Regions from separate parts of the Homo sapiens genome. Here region 2 is linked to region 1. Evidence: read pairs that join two places in POLR2A ChIA-PET (ENCODE). Cell type or tissue: GM12878. All regions are shown on one strand.

Region 1 (4,000 bases):
AGGCTGCAGTGAGCCAAGATTGTACCACTGCACTCCAGCCTGGGCAACAAGAGCAAAACTCCATCTCAAAAAAAAAAAAAAAAGTTTCTGTTCCTTCTAGGCCAGGCACAGTGGCTCACGGCTATAATCCCAGCACTTTGGGAGGCCGAGGCGGGAGGATCACTTGAGGCCAGGAGTTTGAGACTAGCCTGGCATACATGGTGGAACCTCATCTCTACTAAAAATACAAAAACTAGCAGGGAGTGGTGGCACACACCTGTAATCCCAGCTACTTGGGAAGCTGAGGCAGAATTGCTTGAACCCGGGAGGTGGAGGTTGCAGTGGGTCAAGATCGTGCCACTGCACTCCAGCCTGGGCGACAGAGCCAGACTGTCTCAAAAAAATAAATAAATAAAATAAAAATTGTAAAAAGTTTCTGCTCCTTTTGCACAATAGATATGCCTGAGTCTCACCCCACCCTGACCTACTGTCCAGCACTCAGGTGGAGGTCAGTAATAAATATTTTGAACTTGAAGTCAAACTATTTCACCAACCACTCTCCTCCCCAACCAAATAATTACCTAGCTCCCATTTTCTAAGTGCTCACCATGTGCCACGTATTAAGTTAAACACTTAATATGCATAAGCTCATGCAGACTTTAGTTTTGAACAGATAACCGAGGCTGGGTATGTAGATGCTTCCTCAAAAAGTCACACAAAGGATACAGTCCCCCAGAGACACGTGGTCCTTAAAAATCGTGTACCTAAGAAAAAGAGACATTTCAGAGATAAGGCTAAGGAGGCTCTTCAGTCTGTAGGCCAAATGAGGTAGCCAAGCCTAAGCAAAGGGCTGCCTGCAGCGCTCCCCCAACCAAAACCTTCCGGCCTAGTCCAGTCCACCCAGTGGCTCTACCGCTGCACTCACCACTTCTTCAGGACAATCTTGTTCCAACGGGTACCAGTTTGGGCTGCAATCAGCTTCTTAAGGTCCCCGATGGTATCATCCGTGCTGGGCGCAGAGCAGTTAAGGCAAATGGAAGCGGTAGAACGAGGAAGAGGACATTCTAGGGCAGAATACCATCTGCCAGGACCCCATCCGCCCCCTCTCCCGGGTTTAACTAAAACCATCCGACAACACAGATTGAGTTGCCTGCCTCACGCCAAGCACCCCTGCGGGTACCACTGCCTCTCGGCTGCCAGTGGATACTTGCATTTAACGCGGACCTTCTTCCCCAGACGGTCGTTGCAAACAACCTCGATCATCCTAGCTGGAGCTACACAAAGCGGGGGGTGGGTGGGAGGCAGCAAAGTCAGAGCTTCAGGCGTCTCCCAGGCCCAGAAGCCCCAGCCTACAAGTCTCCCAGTCCCAGGCCCTAAAATTCCAGGTTACTGAGCCTTCCGTTCTGCCCCCAACCCCCCGGACTCGAATACTCCCAGGCCCCAAGTCCCCTGTCCCAGGGCCGCGAACCCCGGGGAGCCGCGCCTCCGCCCCTTCTCGCCGCCTGAAAGCCCTGCCACAAAACTCCCTGGCCTCACCTCCCACCGACCCCAGACCCTGGGTGGCTGGGTCGCGACAGCTTTCTCCGACTCCGAGCCTCTCCGCTTGACCCCCTCACCTCGAATCGCCTCGAACCTGCCGACGCCACCAGCTCCTCACCCGAGCGCTGAACCCCGGTCGCAGTTAACGCTAGGAACCGGAAGCGGAAGTTAAAGTTCGAGGCCGGAAGCCCTGCCCCTAGCCAGGGGGTGTGGTCAACACTGGGACAAGTTCTTCCGGGTCTGCAGTCTGTGGTGTGTTTGCTGTTCCCAGGTACGGTTTCGGTGTCCCAAGGCTTGACAGGTGTCGCGCCTGTGGTAGGCGCGCCGGGTAGAGAGGGGGGCCTCGGCGGGTTTGTGGCCAGGGAAGGGGCGTGGAGCGAGAGTCAGAGGTCAGGCGCCGGCGCCCAGCTCGTTTGAAGTCATTGTTTGTTGCAGGGAGACTCGGTCACATGGTGGGGACGCCAGAGGGTCCCGGGAGTAGGGGTAAGCTCCTGATCCTGAGCCCGAAGCCTCTTGCAGCGGCAACTAGGAGCAAGGGCGGAGGGTGGGGGTGGGGGACGAGTTCTGCAGTCATCCCTTCTGACCCCCTGGGTTCATTCAGGGCTGGGCTTGGTGAGCATTTGGCTCACCTCTTCCCTCTGGCCATCGCGTTCCCCCGGGATACGGACTCCAGTCAGTAGGCGAAGCTTGATCCTAGAGTAGACTCTACGCTGCCCAACAGCTGCTGTTACCGCATGGTGCCGGACAGTTCCAGGCTCTTGGTGTCCTGAAGAAAGATTTGGACCAGACACACAGAGATGGCAAAGCTGCAAGTTTATTAAGCACAGTATTCCACTCTCGGAGTGGGGAGAGCGGACTGACCTCTGCGAGATAAGATCAGCCCCAGCTTGGTATAGTTTGGGTCTTTTTTTTTTTTTTTTTCTGAGACGTAGTCTCGCTCTGTTGCACAGGCTGGAGTGCAATGGCGCGGTGCCGGCTCACCGCAACCTCCGCCTTCCGGGTTCAAGCGATTCTCCTGCCTCAGCCTCCCGAGTAAGTAGCTGGGATTACAGGCGCCCGCCACCACGCCCGGCTAATTTTTGTACTTTTAGTAGAGATGGGGTTTCACCTTATTGGCCAGGCTTTTTTTCTCTTCCCAAGGCTGCCTAATATCTAGCCAGTGTCTACCTTTTTGAATGATAGGTGTGTTGCTTACTTTGGCCCCTGTGTGCTTGAGAGCCGCCTCCATTCATGATATGCCGTCCATATGCATGAGCGCTAATGAGCTGGTTATCCTTATCATGTTAAGGATACTTTTTGTCTTTAATGCGCGTGCTTATGCCTAAAGAGCTGCTCCTTACTGGTTTGGTCCTGATTTCCCCGGCCGTGGGATTTTTACTGTTTTTTTTTTAATTTTATTTATTTATTTATTTATTTATTTATGGAGTCTCGCTCTGTCGCCCAGGCTGGAGTGCAGTGGCGTGATCTGGGCTCACGGCAAGCTCCGCCTCCCGGGTTCACGCCGTTGTCCTGCCTCAGCCGCCTCCCGAGTAACAGGGACTACAGGCGCCCCCCACCACCCTCGGCTAATTTTTTTGTATTTTTAGTAGAGACGGGGTTTCACTGTGTTAGCCAGGATGGTCTCGATCTCCTGACCTCGTGATCCGCCTGCCTCAGCCTCCCAAAGTGTTGGGTGTGAGCCACTGTGCCCGGCCTTTACTCAGTTTTTAATCTTCCTTTTGTTTTGTCTCCTCAGCTTCTGCCATTTATCTTGCTTCTTGCTGGGTGAGCAAGAAGGGGCGGGTGCCCTTTCACCTTGCTTCTGCTCTCTGCTTTTACGTATTTTACCCTTTATCCAACTTTTAATTCCCTTTGCTATTCTTCTGCCTCATTTTCCCTATTCTCCTTTCTCACTGCCAGTCACCAACCTTAAATGCCTGCGAGGTAACTGGAAACATTGCACATTTGCACAATCTCCTGCAGCTGTATCTTTGGGGAGCACTTTGTACCAGATTCCAGGTTTGTGAGGGCTGGTGGGACAAGGACCGTCCTTCCTCAATTCAGTCAAACAATTTGTAAACCAAAAAGTATCTGAGACAGGTCTCAATAAATTGACAGGTTTATGTAGACAAGGTTAAGGACAAGCCTGGGAGAAAAGGAACACAAAACCCCAGGAACAATCTGTGATCCGTGCTTTTTTCCAAATATGATTTTGAGGGCTTCATTATTTAAAGGGAAAAGTGGGCTGGAGGGGAAAGAGGGAGAGTATGGTCACATTATTTAATCTACATGAAGAATACTCCATTATGTATTCATTTGGTGCTCAGTAAATTGGCACTTTCCATAACATAAAGTAAGCTACCTGTGGAGATATCTGGCCTTTAAAAAAAAATTTTTTTTGAGGCTAGGCACAGTGGCTCACACCTGTAATCCCAGCGCTTTGGGAGGCTGAGGTGGGCAGATCACAAGGTCAGGAGTTCGAGACCAGCCTGGCCAACATGGT
Region 2 (4,000 bases), 320 kb before region 1:
GCCGAGGCACGAGAATCGCTTGAACCTGGGAGGAGGAGTTGCAGTGAGCCGAGATTGTGCCACTGCACTCTAACCTGGGTGACAGAGTGAAACTCTCTCAACAAAAACCACGGTAGCCGCTGTCTCGCTCATACGAGGTGCCCATCACAGGTCAGCAGAGGACTCCACCTGTTGTGTCCCTTGGATATCTGGGCCGCTGGAGTCAGAAGTTGCCAGTGTTTGAGCCCAAGGGAAAGCACACAGGACATTCCCCAGGCAGTGACATCCTCTTTGGTCACTTCTGCCCACGTCACATGCCAGGAAACACAAGATGCCAAGTAGTCGGGAGGCAGGAGCCTGGGGTATTTGAGCAGTGTCAGCCACCACCGTAGCCAGTAATGCGCAGAGGGTGAATGCGTGCTTCAAACTGTGAGACTAAATCTGCAGCTAAATCTTTTTTTTTTTTTTCTGTGAGATGGAGTCTTGCTCTGTCACACAGGCTGGAGTGCAGTGGCACAATCTCAGCTCACTGCAACCTCTGCCTCCTGGGTTCAAGCAATTCTCCTGCCTCAGCCTCCCAAGTAGCTGGAATTATAGGCATGTACCACCACACCCGGCTAATTTTTGTATTTTTAGTAGAGACAGGGTTTTACCGTGTTGGCCAGGGTGGTCTCGAACTTCTGACCTTGTGGTCCACCTGCCTTGGTCTCCCAAAGTGCTGGGATTACAGGCGTGAGCCACAATGCCCAGCCTAAATCATTTCTTAGGGTACACACCTACCTTAATTCATCAGGTGCTTGACTTTAAATGGTTATTTTCACTGGTCAGTCATGCCTGACTGACCACTGCAAGGTGGAAGGTTCATTGATGTCAAGTGGGTGCTTCTCTGCAGCATCAAGCTGTCCAGTCCCGTGAAACGCCCACGGAAGGAGCCCGTGGATGAGGACCTGTACCCAGAGCACTACCGGAAATACTCCGACTACATCAAAGGCAGCAACCTGGATGCCCCTGAGCCCTACCGAATTGGCCGGATCAAAGAGATCTTCTGTCCCAAGAAGAGCAACGGCAGGCCCAATGAGACTGACATCAAAATCCGGGTCAACAAGTTCTACAGGTCAGCAGAGGCCTCTGTTCTTCCACGAGGCCACAGACTCTTCTAGAAGGCTCTGCCTGAAACAAGGTTGTGGCATAGCACCCACAGTTGTTCTAAGAGTTAGGTTGAAGTAGCTGTTTTTCCAAGTGTTTCTGATTATCGGTGGGCACTGATAATGACTAGAATTCTAGTTCCCAGCCCTCACTTTTAGGTCCTTATTTTAATGTTGCAGAGCCCTTTTTCCAAAAGAAATCCTTAAGCTGGCTGGGCACTGTAGCTCACGCCTCTAATCCTAGCACTTTGGGAGGCTGAGGCAGGAAGATCACTTGAGTCTAGGAGTTCAAGACCAGCTTGAGGAAACGTAGTGAGACCCCGGCCCTACCAAAAAAAAAAAAAAAAAAAGACTAGCTGGGCGTGGTGGCACACGCCTGTAATCCCAGCTACTTGGGAGGCTGAGGCTGAAGGGATCACTGAAACCCAGGAATTTGAGGCTGTAGTGAGCCATGATCCCACCACTGCACTCCGGCCTGGGTGACAGCCAGACCCCGTCTCAAAAGAAAAAACGGGTAGAGTGCCTGGGCACCCCCAGAGAACCTCCCAAGCTCCATCTATGACTGTCCAGGTTCTGTCCCGCTGTCCCCACCTCTTCCCAGGTCCTCCTTTCTGTCTCTGGGATTTTTTCTCTTTCCTAAGCTTTTGGCCTATTACGTTTTCTTTTTCTAAGACCCGAGTAACTTGCGGTGATTAGGCATTAACCTGAAACTAGCCTGTACAGGAAGCTATACACTTGCCTCACCTCTTAGCTAACATAGATCAAAGATTTCCTGAAGCCTTTGTAATAACAGGAAATAAAACAAGGGCTGTGAGTGGTACAGGTGAGAGAAACACACTCGAGAGGCTGCTACCGGCAGGCGGACACAGCAGGGCAGGGCCAGGCGTGCAGAGCAAGCAGCCAAGCTGACCTAATGGTTGGGGGGTCTCTACCCTGTGGTTCCCTAATTGGGGGCGAATCTACCTTGCAGTTCCCTCATTTGGGGAGGGGTTATCTTTACCTGCGGTTCCCTAAGTAGGGGGGTCTTTACCCTATGACTCCCTAACTGGGGAGGTCTTTACCCTGCGGTTCCATAACTGGGGGGTCTTTACCCTGCGGTTCCCAACTGGGTCGGGGGTCATTACCTGGCGGTTCCCTAATTGTGGGGGAATCTACCTTGCAGTTCCCTAATGTGAGGAGGGGATATCTTTACCCTGTGATTCCCTTACTGGGAGGGGTCTTTACCCTGCGATTCCCTAACTTGGGGGATCTTTACCCTGTGGTTCCCTAACTAGGGGGGGTCTTTACCCTGCAGTTCCCTAAATGGGGGGGAGTCTACCTTGCAGTTCCCCAGTGTGGGGAGGAGATATCTTTACCCTGCAGTTCCCTAACTGAGGGGGTCTTTACCCTGCGGTTCTCGAACTAGGGGGTCTTTACCCTGCAGTTCCCTGAGCACCCCAGGAACATGGTACTGTTTAATTCAGCATAAGCTCACCACAAAGGAGAGCTCCTAACGAGGCCTCTCCCGCTCGCAGGCCTGAGAACACCCACAAGTCCACTCCAGCGAGCTACCACGCAGACATCAACCTGCTCTACTGGAGCGACGAGGAGGCCGTGGTGGACTTCAAGGCTGTGCAGGGCCGCTGCACCGTGGAGTATGGGGAGGACCTGCCCGAGTGCGTCCAGGTGTACTCCATGGGCGGCCCCAACCGCTTCTACTTCCTCGAGGTGGTGCCCCTGCTTGCTAGAGGGAAGGCTTCGGGGTCAAAGTTGGCCAGAAGGAGTCTGATGTCGGGTTATACACAAGGCGGCTTGGCTGCAGGGTTTCAGCTTTTGTAAGAAGTGGGTGGTTGGCTGACGTGAAGCTGTTCTGCAGGAGCTTTACGGGGGTCTGAGCAGGGTTCTCCAGAGCACAAGTTGTATGAGATTCAAGTGGTCCCGGAGTTTAACACTCCTGGTTTTTAAAAAGTACGTCATTAGAGAACCTAACGTTTTAGTGTCTTGGTGCAACTGAACGTTGAGGACCATGAGGCAGCTTCCACCAGCCTGACTGGTGTCTTAGTATGAGTTGGAGAAGGTGCCCCTGCTCCTGGGTCCCTTGGGCCAGGCGCCTACGTCCAGGCCCAGCCCACATGCCTGTGCGGGTGGCCCTCGTTATGGAGAGGGCCCACGAGTCAGCTGATCAAGCTCATGACTTGTAAATTGTTGGGGCTTGGCCTTTCCGTGTTGTTACCTTAAAACGATACATCCACGTTCTCCCAGGCATGGATGAGGTAGCCCAATTGGACAGCAGATTCTGCATAGCACTTTTTCCTGTTCTAGAAGGTACTCTCAAGTGCTTGTAATAGGCATTTCAGTGTCAGCCAGATCAAATGTTAGTATTAATAAAATGGATTGTTTTAAGTTTCTATTGTAGCAAAGTCAAACTACTCTTATTGGTGGCTAATTGGTCATGGCCCCACTGAGGGAGAAATTAAGTGACTATCAAATTGCCTTCTTACTAGTCTGCGTTAGAGAGGGGACAGTGCGTTTCTCTCCCAAACGATTGCAGTTCTCTCCTTTTCAGGCCTATAATGCAAAGAGCAAAAGCTTTGAAGATCCTCCCAACCATGCCCGTAGCCCTGGAAACAAAGGGAAGGGCAAGGGAAAAGGTACGTCATTGTATGAGTTTCTTTTCAAGTTATTCTTCTGTAACTTGGAGGCTGCCTGTGAATCCCTCAGTGTAAAACCACCTCTGGTGTTACTGACTCTGGGACAGCGAGGCCGCCTGAGTTAACAAGGCGCTTGAGAGCAAGGTGGACTTGGACTCTGAGGATCGGGTTTAGCCTCTGGCCTCTCTCCCCCAGGGAAGGGCAAGCCCAAGTCCCAAGCCTGTGAGCCGAGCGAGCCAGAGATAG

Evidence for each region. ChIA-PET counts read pairs that join two places held together with the same protein. Peaks named below come from ENCODE experiments on the same cell type or tissue, not always from the same donor. Only the 100,000 strongest peaks of a DNase experiment are listed, where the experiment ranks them.
Region 2: POLR2A ChIA-PET joins it to region 1 with 7 read pairs; 2 of 35 experiments call an interaction of 5 or more read pairs at or near these places.

Annotation. Positions count from the first base shown.
Region 1 is chr19:9,825,580-9,829,579 of GRCh38, reverse strand. UBL5 (ubiquitin like 5) reads right to left here and starts at 1,662. Exons shown (of 5, transcript NM_001048241.3): 1 at 1,596-1,662; 2 at 1,187-1,253; 3 at 905-988; 4 at 706-743. The coding sequence starts at 1,242. RefSeq lists a silencer at 1,546-1,852 and enhancers at 1,896-1,945, 1,356-2,080. In GM12878, no CTCF peak of the experiment used is centred here; a DNase peak (open chromatin) is centred at 1,739; H3K4me3 peaks cover 2,435 bases; H3K27ac peaks cover 1,490 bases.
Region 2 is chr19:10,140,859-10,144,858 of GRCh38, reverse strand. DNMT1 (DNA methyltransferase 1) reads left to right here. Exons shown (of 41, transcript NM_001130823.3): 29 at 872-1,093; 30 at 2,639-2,831; 31 at 3,670-3,754; 32 at 3,950-4,000. Among named protein-coding and RNA genes, the nearest start is that of EIF3G, 23 kb to the right of the region's middle. In GM12878, no CTCF peak of the experiment used is centred here; no DNase peak of the experiment used is centred here.